2 separate regions of the Mus musculus genome follow, and region 2 is linked to region 1. Evidence: chromatin loops called from intact Hi-C (ENCODE). Cell type or tissue: left cerebral cortex. All regions are shown on one strand.

Region 1 (8,000 bases):
AACTTGACAGCATTTGGTCTGTTCATGTTAGGATGTGCAATGGTATGACCTTAGATCAGTGGTTCTCCATTGGTGGGTCACCTAAGACCATTGGGAAACACAGTTATAACAGTAGCAAAATTCGTTATGAGGTAACAATAAAAATAATTTTATGGTTGGGGGTCACCACCATGGGAGGAACTGTATTAAAGGATCGCAACATTAGGATTGAGAATCACGGCCTTAGGTGGGCTTAAGCTTAGATGCTTGAAGTCTGCCAAGTGTGAAATGTATACACACAGCCTACCTAGATTCACACCCTGGACTGTTGGTTTCCTACACTGTTGGTTCTAATTCCAAATTTTAGCACTAGCTGATGGAATTCAATTGCTAGGTGTACACTTATGTTTTTCCACAAATGACCTGACTAGATAAATGACACGTCATGTTTGTATGTGAAACTGTACGCAGTTTAATTCTGAAACATCCAATACTAGAGCCTTCTGCTACACAGCTAGCACCATAGCTACTTCTAAGTTAACAGCCATTTTGAAATGCCTTTGAAGGCATTATAAGACTACTAAACTGCTAAATGTGATCATTAGCTGAAATCCCATTGACTAACGCCAGCCTTCTTTTGGTCTGAGCAGGTCGTGCCTACTCAAGAACTCTACAACAAGCTGCTGTGCCTCTGTTACCCAAGAGGTTTTGTAAAGAGAGGTACAAGGGACTATTTACTGGGAGAATGCTCTGTGCTGGGAACCTCCAAGAAGACAACCGTGTGGACAGCTGCCAGGGAGACAGTGGAGGACCACTCATGTGTGAAAAGCCTGATGAGTCCTGGGTTGTGTATGGGGTGACTTCCTGGGGGTATGGATGTGGAGTCAAAGACACTCCTGGAGTTTATACCAGAGTCCCCGCCTTTGTACCTTGGATAAAAAGTGTCACCAGTCTGTAACTTATGGAAAGCTCAAGAAAATAGTAAAACAGTAACCATTCAGTCTTCATACTTGGCACCATGCCAGAAATGACAAGCCTGCGATTCCTTTGAATTTGAGAGAACCCAGTAGTTCAGGGGTACAGGTCTTATCCTTGCCTATTACAATTTTTATGTAAGGTGAAATTCTAGCAAATCTTAGTTTTAATTTTTAAATCTACAAAATTTGGGCTAGGAACCTTGATTAGGTGCCCACATTTAACCTTTTTGATCTTACCTACACTAAGACCAGCACATCATTTTCTTAAGTTCAAATCTTCACTATCAAAATCATTTCTCTAGAACAGTAGGCAGATGTCAAACTTGAATTCTGCCTTTTGAACCATGAAAAAGTACGCCATCTACTGGTACCTTCAAGTAAGTTCAGATCTCCTGAGACTAACCTGACAAATGTTTTAAAGAGGCTCTCCTTATGTACCAGAAAGCCTAACACATGAAATGGCAAGCAGTTAAGAGGCCATACAAATTACTGACCACTTGTGGAACCATGACCTTACAGCAGCCCTTTTTAAATAGGAATGAAGGCCCAGAGACATCTGGTGGGAATTTGGATCCCAATAATCTCTGTGCAGAGGAATCACCCCCTGGTTCCTAAGCTTCCCTAAATAAGGCCTATCATACTCTTGAGTGTGAGTCTCAGTACCTCAAATCCCAGACACAAAAGCCTCTAAGGTCACAAGTATCCCCTCAGCACCTGTCACAACACACCCCCTAGCTGGTGTTACATACTTGGCTTCTGGAGATTTGAAGTTGAATGGCACACACTAGAAGGCTTGGAGAGCAGCAAGCAAAAGATACTTTTCATTAAGGGCAACCGTCTGTGGCTTATTAATCACTCATGTTCCAAGCCAACATTTATCTTGCACCTTTGTAACAATCAAACCTATCTTCTTTGGAAGCCTAGTTAACCCAGTTATTTCCTGCGCAAATGTCTCCTGTATCGTTAACTCTTAATTCACACAACCTCCAGAAACAGGACACAGTCTTATTACACACCAAACATCTTTTATTTAATATAAAATATTCAATTTTCAAAAATTAAAAGCGAAGATTCCCTGTAAGTTGACCAGAGACGATCTCAACCACTACAGTACCTGCAAGAAAAAAAAAAAGGCCCATTACAGAATATCCGTGACTATACTACGGGCTGTTTACTTATGTTAATGTCAGCACAAGAGCAAACTTCACCCTAACAGTAAAGGCCCACTCACTACCCAGAACCGCGAAAACACCACAAAAATGAATCTTACCTTAACACTTCCTCCACTGTTCAACAGCAACGGGTCCCGGCGTTTCCTAGAAATATTTCAATACTAGTTTAGAAAACTGAAGTCCATTTTTCTAGCGTCGTGTAGACTCTTACAATCTTAGAATGTCACTTGCTCAAGTCAGAATCTGGTACCAATGAAATGGTGACAGCTTTGCCAATAACAAGAACATGCTCTTCCATGGCTAGGAAGGGAGACTGCCACAGGCGGCAGGTCCCAAAGATACATGGAGTTTCACAGCCCAAAAATCTAGTGTAACCCCAGAGGTGTCACTCACCATCCGACCCAGCGGTGGCGAACTTGCGTCACGCCGCCCAACACCGTATCGGCTTTACATGGTGGTCGTCGCGCTAACCTTCACGGCGCTCTTGCAGAGTTGATGGCTTTCGGCCAGCACCATAGCCACCTTGTGTCTCCCGCATCTCGGCCACTCACAAATAAGGCCCAAGATATCATCCCCACCATACAACTACATACTCGTAGGCGGATCGCAGCCAAAGAGACTTCTGAACGGTGCGCGCACGCTTTTATAGCCCGGGTGACGCTCTCCCAAGAGCCTGCGCGCGAGGGGCGGGGCTTTCCCGCCCATTCCGAGCTCTCCCGCGCCTCGTCACTTTGATTGGTGTACAGGCGGCCCGGATTCGATGCGTGCGTCACAGGAATGGGCGGGCTGTGGAGGTGGGCGGGGAAAAGCCGAGCTGAAACCACAGTTCTCGCGGTGTCAGAAGTCTCGTGGCTGAAGCTCTGGCGGTGCGCGCGTTTTCTCTTCTTGGCTGCGTTCTTCTCTGGGACCCAAAGTCTAAGGTCCCTTCGTTGCCGCCTCCCCCGGCATCACTTCCTATGGCGCCGGCCCTTTGTCCCCGAGAGCTGTTGGCGGCTCCTCTGCCCCCATCGGGGTTGATGGTTCCGCTTGCGCCCTTCCGCTTGCCCTTTTGATCTGATCTCACTTTTGCCCGACACAGCGCGCCGGAAGGTTTCTCGAACCGGGAGAACGGGAAGCCTGGGCAGTGCGAGCAGACCCGCCCGGCCCTCGGCTTTTCCGGGAGGAAGGCATATCTCACTCCCGCGTGCAGCCCGCTATGAGACAGAATAGAGGGCCTTTAGTGATGGAGTATGGAGATGACAGTTGTCGTCATGGAGAATGTTAGTTAGAAAGCTGTGATCATTACAGGCTGGGAAGGGTGCGGTTAGGGCAACACCGTGCAGGAGTCAGTAGGAACGAATTCATTGGAGACAATACTCGCATTTGAAGGACCTAGAGGGGTTCGTGAACCTCAGCTCGCTCACCCACTATCTCATTTTACTTAAAATAATCACTACTGAATTGAAAGAACTAGTTCATCATAAGGCTCAAGTAACCGCGGCGCGTTGCCCAAACATTTCATTTACATTCTGGATGGTCTTCTGAGGGTGTCCTTAAGAATGGTCTGTATTAGTCCTGAGCTGAGAAGTCCGAGATTAAGGGCCTTCCTTCTCTGGCCAGTAGATGGTAGCCTGCATCTTTCCGTGGGTTTTTCTTTTGTGCCTGTCTGCACCTGTCAGGTTTTTTATTTTACAAAATGTAGTTTTGTTTTTATGTTACTCTGCTGTTACACAGGGCATAACATTTTCATAAGGCTTTTTTGGGGACTACAGTCAATGATTAGCAAACAACTCTCTAAAGAACAATCACTGAACCAAATGGATACCCTCTCACATGTACACAAATTTGCATGGAAAAGTACTAACATTACTTTAAATTGCAATGCACTACATTTTCCATATCTTCGCAGTAATACAAAACACAGTCGCTTGTAGAACCGGTTCAGATTACTTAAATACCAAGTGTGCTGTCAGTCCTCTACTCACGTGTCTGGAAGTTACTCGTGTTTACATGAAATGAAGCTATTGATACTTTTCTACAGCAGTAACTGCACACCAGGAAGGAGGAGACAACACAAACCAAGGGATGGAGTTTCCCCAAAGCTGCAGTGTGAAAAGACTATATAAACAGTTGATCCCATACACACGAATGGGCTTTCTTGCTAGAGGAAATCCAAGTGGAATAAGGAATGGAGATGTAAAAAGGTCTTCTTGAGGGGAAGGGGGTTGGTGCCCTGGATGCCTTTAGTTTTCGGCCCCCTCTGCTGCATCACATTCTTCTGCACTGTCTGATGTCCATAATGTTAAGTTGTCTCTAAGCAACTGCATGATAAGGGTGCTGTCTTTGTAGGAGTCTTTGTTCAGTGTACCAAGCTCTGTGATAGCCTCATCAAAAGCCGTTTTAGCCAGTGTGTAGGCAAGCTCTGGATTATTAAGGATCACAGAGTAAAATACAGGAAGGTTAAGAGCCAGCCCCAGGCGGATTGGATGTGTAGGTTGCATCTCTTTCTTGCTTATATCAAATGCCTCTTGGTAGGCTCTTTGGGAATTTTCTATCATTTGTTTTCCATCATCGCCACAAGCTACTTCAGCAAGATCCTGGAAATAATCTCCATTCATTTTCAGATAGAAGACCTTACTCTCTGGATTAATTGCATTGGCTATTAAATACTTACCCAACAATTCCAGAACCGTGATGCAGATGGACCTCAGTTCCAACTCCACTTTCTCCTGACAGTCCTTGGTCAGCTGCAACTTCTTGTTGGAGGTGTCGGTCTTCTTCTCAATGCTCGAGATGACCATCCAGGCAGACCTGCGGCCCTCAACCACGTTCTTGTAGGCCACCAACAGCACGGTCTAGTAACCTCATTCCAAATACTACCATGTTCAGAGAGTAGGGGCTACGATTTCAACATAAGTTTTGGCAGCACATCATGTCTTACTGAACATTTTTAATGAACCAGACGTTAACCATTGGGCTAGGTAGCTGGAATGGAATAGTGATAGTTTATGTCCTTGTATATTCCTGTCTTTTGGCCAAACTTGTTTTGTCTGAAATGGAACTTTTAAAACCTGCCTTTGGCATGTCCTTCTGTTTGTGTTCTTTTCTGTCCTTGTTGCTCTCCCCTCACCACATCTCTTATCATCTGTGGAAGTTCTTTTCAGCTTTCAGCGTTTTGGTCAAGTGTTGTTATGAAAACCTTCATCCGTACAAGTGATTTTGATGTTTGCATTTTCTCCTGGGGAAGTGCTTGGAGGGAAGACTCCAGTGAGCACTTGTGGTCATGGCAAAGTGCTTTGAAGAGCACAGTACGTATTTCTGAAACGGAAAAAAGATTTGTTTTTAGGGTTTGAGATGTTACTTCATTTCTGAGTGCTTACCTAGCAGCACGAAGCCCTGGGACCAGCGCCCAGCAAGGCATACAGTGGGCACGGTGGCACGGGCCTGTAACCCCAGCAAGGCATACAGTGGGCACGGTGGTACGGGCCTGTAACCCCAGCAAGGCATACAGTGGGCACGGTGGCACGGGCCTGTAACCCCAGCAAGGCATACAGTGGGCACGGTGGTACGGGCCTGTAACCCCAGCAAGGCATACAGTGGGCACGGTGGCACGGGCCTGTAACCCCAGCAAGGCATACAGTGGGCACGGTGGTACGGGCCTGTAACCCCAGCAAGGCATACAGTGGGCACGGTGGCACATGATGGCACGCGCCTGTAACCCCAGCAAGGCATACAGTGGGCACGGTGGCACGCGCCTGTAACCCCAGCAAGGCATACAGTGGGCACGGTGGCACGTGCCTGTAACCCCAGCAAGGCATACAGTGGGCACGGTGGCACGGGCCTGTAACCCCAGCAACTAGTGGCTTTCGGGTTGGAGTTTTGTTTGACTACCTATTAAGTTAATGGACAATTTAGGGTACATGAGACCCTACTTCAAAACCACTATTTTTATTTATTTTTTTAGTTTAAAACCTTTGGGATAGGGGGCTGGAAATGTAGCTTAGTGATGAGTGTTTGTTTGGTAATCACAAGGCTCTGTGTACAATCTCCAGCACCACAAGGAAACAACAGCAAAAGTAATTTTCTCCAGAAGGTGGAGTCTCATCCCTCTCCTGGATTGCAGCACCAGTTTCATATTGGGTTGTTTCATGACTTGATTTCAAGGTGCAGGGTAAAGAAAGGATATCCTGGGCTGGGGAGATGGCTCAGTGGTTAAGAAAACTGCCTGCACTTCCAGAGGTCCTGAGTTTAAATCCCAGCAACCACATGGTGGCTCACAACCATCCGTAATGAGATCTGACGCCCTCTTCTGGTGTGGTGGTGGCATCGCATGCAAAAAAAAAAAAAAGAAAAGAAAAGAAAGAAAGGACATCCTAGTATGGTTTCTGCTGCTGTGATACAACATCATCAAGTGCATCTTGGAGAGGGGCTTTGGCTTCCACTTCCACATCATAGTTCCGCATTGAGGGAAGCTAAGGCAGTCACTCCAAGCAGGAACCTGGAGGCAGGAACTGAAGCAGAGACCATGGAGGCAGGAACTGAGGCAGAGACCATGGAGGCAGGAACTGAAGCAGAGACCATGGAGGCAGGAACTGAAGCAGAGACCATGGAGGCGTGCTGCTTATTGGCTTGCTCTTGGCTTACTTAGCCTGCCTTCTTATACAGCCCAGGGCTAACCTGCCCAGGTGTGGCGCTGCTCACACCGAACCCTCCCATATCAATGGCTAACCAAGAAAATGCCCCACAGCCAAGCCAACAGGCCAAAGCAACGGAGGCATTATCTCAAGGTTCCCTCTGCTTGGATGCCCATGTTTGTGTCAGGTTCACCCAAATAAGCAGGACAGAGGAGACTGTATAAACGGTGCCGGAAAGTAACAGACACTGCCCGTTCTGGGTAATAACAATGCGAGGATAAGCGTCACGTGAAAACAAAAATCAAAGGAGAATAAAGATAGGTCATGATCACGGTGAACACGCTGATACAGTAGGGTGAAAATAAGATGTTTCTCTCTCTGCCCTGCGCCTCAAAGTCCACATCATGTTCTGACCACGAGGAAAAAACAATCAGATGAAATCCATGCTTATCTAATTCCGTTAGGTTAGCAATTAGAGAAAATCGGGCACTCTGACATTTTTGCAAAATTTTTTTTTCTGTAAGTCTGAAACTTCAGAATTGAACACAAAAGCAGTCATCATTTTATGGCCTATCATGTTGCTTTTAAGACAAGCGCTATTTTAGTGACTCTACTCTGAATTTGAGGCAGAGATGTCACTTCTAATCAGTGGAGATTTGCGCTTAAAGCCAGTGAATTTCATCACCACCAGGCCAAGGCTTGGAGTCTTAGAATGCACTTAAGAGACTGTGGGAGGAGAAGACTTGGAAATTGCTTGTGATTGAAGTTGTGGAGTTTTTTCTTTCTTTCTTTTTTTTTTTTTTTCATTTACGGGGGAGGGGGGTAAAATAGAGAAGCCCGTGTACTGAGCGAGTGTGCCGGGCATTATTGCTGTTCTGCACTGAGCAAGTGTGCTGAGCATTATTGCTGCTCTGCCCTGAGCGAGTGTGCTGGGCACTATTGCTGCTCTGCCCTGAGTGAGTGTGCCAGGCACTATTGCTGCTCTGCTTTGAGCTGATTGCACTATTGCTGCCCGGCACTGAGATGATTTCACCGTAGAATACCCGTCTTTCAGCTTTGCTCCTTCCATGTCAGATGCGTCTTTCCCCTTTCAGTTTTAGTGGGGGAGACTGGTAATTTTCAGAAAACCATAATTAGATTCAGTTATCCGTCTCTTAAATGAAGGCTGACTTCCACAGGAGGGACCATAATCAGAAAATAGCCTGAAGCTTGATTTCATATGAATGAACACTACTGAAATTAAGATTGAACCTAAGCAT
Region 2 (8,000 bases), 63 kb before region 1:
TAAATGGCCCTTACTCGGAGGCTATTTTATACATTCACTTTCGTAACTCTGTAAAAATAATATACTCATTTCCAAATCAAACTATACAGAGCCAGCCTAGCAACACATGAAGTAAAATGCTTCATAAAGCACCGCAAGGCCAGATGTTTACAGATGGGTTACCGTGGAACCCGAGAGCCATGGCTGTGGGTGCGCTCTGCCGTCCTTGACACTGCCCACCGCCTCTGCTCGCGCAGAGATTCTTCCCTTCAGTTCCCTCGAGTTCCCCAGTCTTCCTATTACCATCCTGGTTCTCGATCGCAGTAGCCTTTGAAACTAAGCAATTGAACTCTTTGGCCACAAATCAATGTGTTTACTTGATGGGATTGAGAGCGACAAAGGACGATTCTGGGGGCCTGCGGTGGCCTCTCAAGTATGTGGTTCAGAGTACCTGCAAGAGGACGTGTGCGTTTCCTTTGTTGCTGCTGAGGAGAAGGGAAGGCAGAGAGAGCATATGTTTTGAGGTTCCAGACAGGGTTGCTGCACGCTCTCCTCTCCAGCTTTCATACCTGAGACTGAGGGTGACGGGAATCTACGGAAGATGCAGGTAGGGTCTGGCCTGGTGGAGATGCATTTCAGGAATTCGTTTGGGATTTGGAAATCCCAGTTACAGTTATGCGTGCGCGTCTGTGGTAACAAGGGTGGACAACAAAAGAGGGAGGGAGACCATCAGCTGGGGAGAGAATGATGCACACAGACCTGTGTTAAATCAGACTCTGCCTGTAACACAGAGGGCAGAACCCAAGTTGAGGCCCTCAGTTCATGCTCCAATTACACAAATGCCATTTTACTTTCTCAGAAAGGTATGTTTAAAAACTGAAGCTATGAAATCCAGATGTGGGGTCCCCCCCCCATGGGTAATTCCACTCTGTGCATCCGTTTTATAAATTTAAGGAAGCCACGGAAAAGCTTTAGTTCCTCTCTGGACCAGGAAGCTGGAAGACAGGCCTGATGCCCAAGGCTTTGTTCTCTGGAGCCCAGTTCCAACAATCCTCTTAACTCATTGTCTCTACAGGCATGCTGTGTGCATGTGTGTGTATGTACATATGTGGTGTATGGTGTGTGTATTCATCTGTGTGCCTGTATGTGTGTGTGCACGTGTATGTATGTGGTATGTGATATGTGTATTCATGTATGCATTTGCATGGGTGTGTGTATGAGATATGCCATGTGTGTATGTGATGTCTGTATTCATGTGTGTGCCTGCATGTGGTGTGTGTAGGTGTGTATGCTGCACATGTGTGTGTGCATATGTGTATGTATGTGGTGTGTGGTGTGTGGTATGTAATGTTTGTGTGTGTTTGTGTGGTATGTAATGTTTGTGTGTGTTTGTGGTGTAGTATGTGTGTGTGTATGTGTGTGTGTGTGTGTGTAGTATTGAAGATGTATACTATAGCCTATAGGAGGACAGTCTAGATTTTTAGGAAGTGTAGGATCTATGGTTATAAAATAGAGGCAGAAGAGGAGACTAGGGTCCTTCCATTTTGTTTGAGACATGGTCTCTTGTTTTCCCCTGCTTACCGCAGACTAGCTGGCCCAGAAGCTTCTAGGGATTTTCCTGTCTTCACCATCCATTGGCCTATGGATTTCTGATGGGCACTGCCCTGTCACCTAGGGATGCAAACCCACATCCTCGGGCTTGTGGGAGTGTTTTAAACACTTTATTCATTGAGCAGTATTCTCACAGGTTAACTTACTCCTTTCTCATTATTTCCCTGTCTGCAAGATGCATACGAGATGTGTGGTGGTTGGTTGTATAGATTTTTTAGGAAGTATGGCATCCATGGTTGTAAAATGGAGGGAGATGAGGAGACTGGGGTCCAAGAAATCCAGTCTGAAGGTCAAGACAACCTCTTCCTGAGCCATCACAAATCACCCAAGCGGGACCAGACAGCTGGAAAAGAAAAAACATGACCTGGATTAGAACTGTTTTCTACTATGTCAGAAATCTGTGATTGACAAGCTCTATCAGCTCCTACCACAATAACAGGAAGTGGCCAACCCCTGGGTGCATATTATTTTACTCTCTTCCACAAGTACACTTTAAACTATGCTTTGGGGGCCAGAAAAACATTAGTGAAGAAATCAGAACATTAACTAAACCATCCTGAATTAAAAACTTTGAATAAAGATTTGACAAATAGGGCTGCAGAGATGGCTCATTGGTTAAGAGCACTGACTGCTCTTCCAGAGGTCTTGAGCTCAATTCCCAGCAACCACATGGTGTCTCACAACCATCTGTAATGGAATCCAGTGCCCACTTTTGGTGTGTCTGAAGAGAGTGACAGTGTGCTCACATACATTAAATAAATTGGAAGGGAATGTGGACAGGGGAATGAGGGGACAGTGGTGGGTAGAGGGGAATCTGATCTGGTATCCGGTGAGGGAAAAGGGAGGAAGCTCCGAGGGCCAGCAGAAAGAATGTAAACAGGCAACCTCAGGAAATAGGAGATTGAGGGGATTCCCCCAGAATGCACCAGAGACCTGGGAGATGAGAGACCTTAGATGAAATACCCAACAGTAGGGAGATGGCACTTGTAGAGCCCACCTCTAGCAGGAAGACAGGACATCAATTGAGGGATGGGGTTGCCATCCTACAGTCACACCTCTGACCCATAATTTTTTCTGTCTGAAAGAATTACAGGGATGGAAATGGAGAGGAGCCTGAGGAAAAGAAGGTCCAAAGTGGGATCCAGCTCAAGGGGAGGTCCCAAGGCCTGACACTATTTCCGAGGCTATGGAATGCTCACAAAAAGGGATCTATCATGACTGCCCTCTGAAAGAATCAGATGCAGATATTTGCACCCAACCAATGGACAGAAGCAGCTGACCCCTGTTGTTGAATTAGGGGAGACTGAAAGAAGCTGAGGAGATGGGTGATTACGTTGGAGGACCAGCAGTCTCAGTTAATCTGGACCCCTGAGATCTTTCAAACACTGGACCACCAAACATACAGCATACACCAGCTGATATGAGGCCCCTTACACACATACAGTGGAGGACTTCAGGTCTGTGTTCATTCAGCTAACCCTCAAGAGACTGGAGGCCCCAGGGAGTTTAGAGATCAGGTGGGGTGGGGTGTGGGGGCATCCATGTGGAGACGGGATGGGGTGGGAAGGAGTTATGGGATGTGGAACAATTGGAGGGTGGATGGGGAGGGGCGGGGAATGGAATATAGAGTGTAAAAATGAATTACAAATAAAAACTTTTAAAAATTGACAAATGCATTCATTCTTGGGTTTCTGACAGTTATTTTACACAGTGAAATGATTCCTAAAATATTAAGTGAAGTTGAATTATTTAAAGCCAGGTGCGAGGATCACTTCCAGTTTCTGAATAAAACCTAGATTTTAACAATGGTCATTTAAATTTTGTTCAAGTTTTCTTTGGATTGCATCACATTAGGGAACGGAGTCCCTTCGTTGCTGAAACATCAACATCCCAGAAAGCAAGCTTGTCATCTTCCTATCCTAATTCCTGTTTCTTCTTTAACTTAGTGGCATGGACAAGAGCAATCGGCAACCCTAAGCCTTCAGCCCCAGCTAATTCTTAAAGTCCTAAACCTAGAGGCTTCGGAGTGGCACAGGGGGATGTTGGAAGTGGTGTACTGAACCATCAGAGAAATTAATAACATCTCCCATAGGTAGAGTCTACTTTTATTGAAGCTAGCTGGAGGAAGCTAGCTCTTGCCTGGGGCAGCAAATCAAGAGGCTTAATTCAAGTCCCGACCCTGTGGGCAGGAGGCAGGTGCCGCAGGGACACAGCGTCTGTGGAGGCTGGAGATCAGGATGAATCCCTATTAAAACTTAACAACTGGTGTCCAGGGCATCTGGTGGAAAGTGGGAGGCAGGAAGGAGAAAGGTTCAGGTTCCTTTTGCTGGATCTACTCGGGCATTTAATTTCCTCTAACGTTCGTCGGAACACGGTGTGAAGCTTGGGATCTTAAAGGACTCAGCTCTGCCAAGTGGTTTTAACACTCCTGGTGGGCTTTCATAACTTCTATGCTGCGAAACGCCAAGGCAGAGAGGTGCATCTAATTCCATCCACATTTCTCCAGAGATTGCAAAACACACACGGAACCACCGAGAACGGGAGGGACCGGTGCCAGGCGGGAGCCGACAGACAGGGCTGTGGTGGTGCCTGTTGGCACCGGCAGCCTAGACCTTCCCCCGCGTTGGCACCGAGAGCCCGCGCCTCCGCCTGACAGCCGAGGGTGGGGTGGAGGTCGGACTCCGGGCTACAGAGCTCCTGGCGCTCATCGCCTCTGGCGCTCCAGCCTTTGCTTCGCGGGGCTGACCCTTTGGGTCCCGGTGTGATCCTCCAGCTGCCCCGGGGGCTGGGACAGCAGGGCGGCGGCGCGAGCGTGGGAGGGGGCTCTAGGACTCTGCCGGCCCCGCCCCGCCCCCTCCGCGGGGACCCGGAGCCCAGCATGGACCACACTCGGCGCCGCAGCCATGGCGCTCGCCCGCTGCGTGCTGGCTGTGATTTTAGGGGCACTGTCTGTAGTGGCCCGCGCTGATCCGGTCTCGCGCTCTCCCCTTCACCGCCCGCATCCGTCCCCACCGCGTTCCCAACACGCGCACTACCTTCCCAGCTCGCGGCGGCCACCCAGGACCCCGCGCTTCCCGCTCCCGCTGCGGATCCCCGCTGCCCAGCGCCCGCAGGTCCTCAGCACCGGGCACACGCCCCCGACGATTCCACGCCGCTGCGGGGCAGGAGAGTCGTGGGGCAATGCCACCAACCTCGGCGTCCCGTGTCTACACTGGGACGAGGTGCCGCCCTTCCTGGAGCGGTCGCCCCCGGCCAGTTGGGCTGAGCTGCGAGGGCAGCCGCACAACTTCTGCCGGAGCCCGGATGGCTCGGGCAGACCTTGGTGCTTCTATCGGAATGCCCAGGGCAAAGTAGACTGGGGCTACTGCGATTGTGGTCAAGGTGAGTGGCATCCGGGCAGAGGTGACAGCTAGGGACTGGCACAGAGGCAGCCTGACTCCGGACCGTACCTGTGTACCTGACCTGTGTACCTGGAGACAAGGGGTTGAGAGCTTGCATTGTGGTGTGGTGGTGGGCTTGGAAGCCCGATAACTAGTAAAGTGCATTCATTTGTACAGTAAATGTCAGTCAGGAAAGCATGCATCCTGTGACGATTGTCACGGGGACAGTAGCTGCATAGGGTGCTCAACTCTAGCACCTAGAAGAGGTCTGTCCAGTCAACGTGTGTGTGTGTGTGTGTGTGTGTGTGTGTGTGTGTGTGTGTGTGTGTGTGTGTGTGATTGGCAGGATTTGTGCATGATGGTGGGTGTCTGTTGTCTGTGTGTATCGGCTAGCCTTAATGAGGCACTCTGTATACAAAAGAGGAAAGGTAAAGAAATACATACATTTGCTGGCCAGTAGTTTGGGAAAGGGAAGTATTAAATGTAAGATGAATACCAGCACAAACTTTCTTACCTCTATAGACCGGGATTTGGAAAAATTGCTGTGAAATGTTTGTCTCGCTGCCATTGTTGACTTTAAAGCATGACAAAACTCTCAGACCAAAATACAAAGACAGTTATGTTCCCGGGCGCCCTATGGTAAATACCACCGGGGAGTGACGAACAAAGGAAGGGAGGGGGCAGAACAAGGACTGCTTAGTAACCTAGGAGGCAGCCAGAGTCACGTGAACTCGGCAGCAAAAACATTGCTTAAGCCATGCGTGGCATTTATGGAAGATTGGAATTCAGAGTCGACTTCAGCAAAGAAAGTTACTAGGGCATCTTAAGTTTGTGGCAGCAAAAGCCTCACATTAATAACTTGAATGAAAAAAAAATCTGCCATCCACATTACTTTACTCTGAATTGCTGGGGTTTGCATTTTATATTAAGGTTTTAGCTTTTCTCATGCAACAATTCAGAAGGGAAAACAAAATATTTGACTATCTTCTGATAGACTAAAACTTGGGCTGTTTTCGATGACCATGTACGGCAGGAGTTTTACAAATTTCCCGAAGTGTATCCTTCCGGTCTTTGGCTGTAACCTTTTACAATGTCATTCGTTTCTCGAAGACATTTTATTTATCTCTGCCTTCAATTGAGTTAGTGCCTCAAGTTAAAGGAAAGTGATGCGAAGGTTAAGATCAATTATTCTTCATCCTGGAGAATGACATCATTGCTGTACTCATGTTTCACAGACAGAATGCCAATGTGGCTGTAAAAAAAAAAAAAAAAAAACAGAGATGATGTCAAGCCAAGAGCTCCGCTGTTACCTCATTTACTCTAAGATAATTTTTAATAATAATAAAAAATCTTGTGTCTAGCAATCATTGGCAGCTTTTTATTCTTCTTAGTTTTATAGATAGATAGGATAAAGAATTATCAGGAAATTAATATGTAAGGAACAACAGAGTATTTTCCCTTCAAAACATAGTAGAAAGCAATTCAAAGTTAAACCATTATGACAAGCTAGTTCTCTTTCTAAAGGACAAGTAACCTTTAGTTTTGTATTCCTGTGAAGAGACTGGTTTGTCTTTGAATTCCTTACCATCCCCTCTTCGGAGAGAAATTAATGTTTTTCAATGCCTTTAGGTTCATAGCTAGATATCCCCAAATGGGGTTGTGTTTAGGTAATAGAATATACAAGGAATAGAAGGAGCTACACAAGATAAGCAACAAACAAAGGAAAGAGATTGCCTTTGTAATACCTGAATTGTTCTTACAGGACCAAGCCTTGGTCGGCAGAGCCTTGAGCTCTGTCACTCACTCGTGTAGGTCTGGCTAGCTAAACTCCATGCTTCTGAGATAGTGCACACACTCTGAATCTTATAGTTTTCTCATTCCCACACACTCCAGCTAGGTAGGGGCATAGGCTAGAACACTGTATGCTAATGAAAGAGCATTGAATTGTTTTTTAGAAAACATTGCTGTTGCTCAGACAGGGCAATTGTTGACTGTTAGAGCTTTGGGTATCTCCCCATAAAGAAAGCAGGGTGTTTCTAAAGAACACTTCTTTGTTTATTTGAGTATAGAGATGCTATGTCTTTAAATTTATGTGTGTGTGTGTGTGTGCATGTGTGTGTGTGCATGCATGTGCTCAAACATGGGTGTATGACCCTATGTGCCCTTCATTTAAAGCCCAGGAAGAGCAACTGAGTGTCCTCTCTCTGCCTGTTCCTTTGAGGTGACGTCTGTCCCTAAGACTTCCTCTTGTCTCTGCCCTCCTTGGAGTTGCTTTACAGACATGGGCAGGGTGCCCCACTTGTTATGTGGGTGCTGGGATCCATACTGCAGTTATCATGATTACAAAGTCAGCACTCTTAGCTGCTGAGGCACCTCTCCAGCCCCATAAAGGAAAAAAACAAAAAAACAAAAAACAGTTTTTGAGCAAATTAATTAAAAATTTTCAAGCTCTGGGCATGTATTCAGAATGACCTTGTGTAGTTATTGCAGCATGGACTCACTCAACACCCACTTTATGCTGGATGCTGGACTAAGAATTTTATGTTTGCTTTATTTATTTTTTACAGACATTCCTATAAAGGAGCCCCTATATATTTCTGTTAGAAATCCTAAAGGCATATTGCCAGGAGAGCAGATGAAAATAGGATAGGATGTGTGCACATTCTCACTTCACAGCTCATTGTCCTCGATTTCTGTATGTGTACGCAATGTAGATATATTGTGCTCTGTTGCGTCACTCCTTTGTTAGCTCGTGGGCTAGCCGAAAGGGCAGAAAGGCGAAAGAGGAATCATGTTTACCATGAGAACAATGCACATTATTTCCAGTCTCTTATGCTTTAAAGGCATGGCTTTTCTTTTCTTTTCTTTTTTCTTTACAGAAAACTGGAGCAAAAGAAAAGAATAATATATAGAAATGTGATCCCTCTTTTAAAACTTAAACTGGGGTCAGAGTAGAGTTTCGGGCCCCACACAGAGAAGTGAGAAAGTAGGGTCCTCCTCCAATGATACTGAAAGAATGGGGTACACTTC

Evidence for each region. Hi-C counts contacts between places; a loop is a spot of excess contacts. Peaks named below come from ENCODE experiments on the same cell type or tissue, not always from the same donor. Only the 100,000 strongest peaks of a DNase experiment are listed, where the experiment ranks them.
Region 2: a loop joins it to region 1, with 4 times the contacts of the local background. A loop is called at or near these places in 4 of 42 quality-filtered maps.

The regions. Positions count from the first base shown.
Region 1 is chr3:123,505,591-123,513,590 of GRCm38, forward strand. It overlaps Prss12 (protease, serine 12 neurotrypsin (motopsin)), which reads left to right. Exons shown (of 11, transcript NM_008939.2): 11 at 630-1,012. The coding sequence ends at 937. It overlaps Snhg8 (small nucleolar RNA host gene 8), which reads right to left and starts at 2,746. Exons shown (of 1, transcript NR_028574.1): 1 at 1,962-2,746. It overlaps Snora24 (small nucleolar RNA, H/ACA box 24), which reads right to left and starts at 2,476; the gene lies at 2,347-2,476. It also overlaps the pseudogene Gm9369. In left cerebral cortex, CTCF peaks have their summits at 1,317 (motif pointing left), 2,540, 3,721 (motif pointing right) and 6,422 (motif pointing left); DNase peaks (open chromatin) are centred at 739, 935, 1,319, 2,885 and 1 more place; H3K4me3 peaks cover 2,925 bases; H3K27ac peaks cover 2,141 bases.
Region 2 is chr3:123,442,666-123,450,665 of GRCm38, forward strand. It overlaps Prss12 (protease, serine 12 neurotrypsin (motopsin)), which reads left to right and starts at 4,248. Exons shown (of 11, transcript NM_008939.2): 1 at 4,248-4,971. The coding sequence starts at 4,494. Gm35065 (a long non-coding RNA gene) reads right to left here and starts at 7,382. Exons shown (of 5, transcript XR_001783982.2): 1 at 5,485-7,382; 2 at 1,561-1,933; 3 at 1-666. In left cerebral cortex, no CTCF peak of the experiment used is centred here; DNase peaks (open chromatin) are centred at 350, 4,151, 5,014, 5,641 and 4 more places; H3K4me3 peaks cover 2,252 bases; H3K27ac peaks cover 1,404 bases.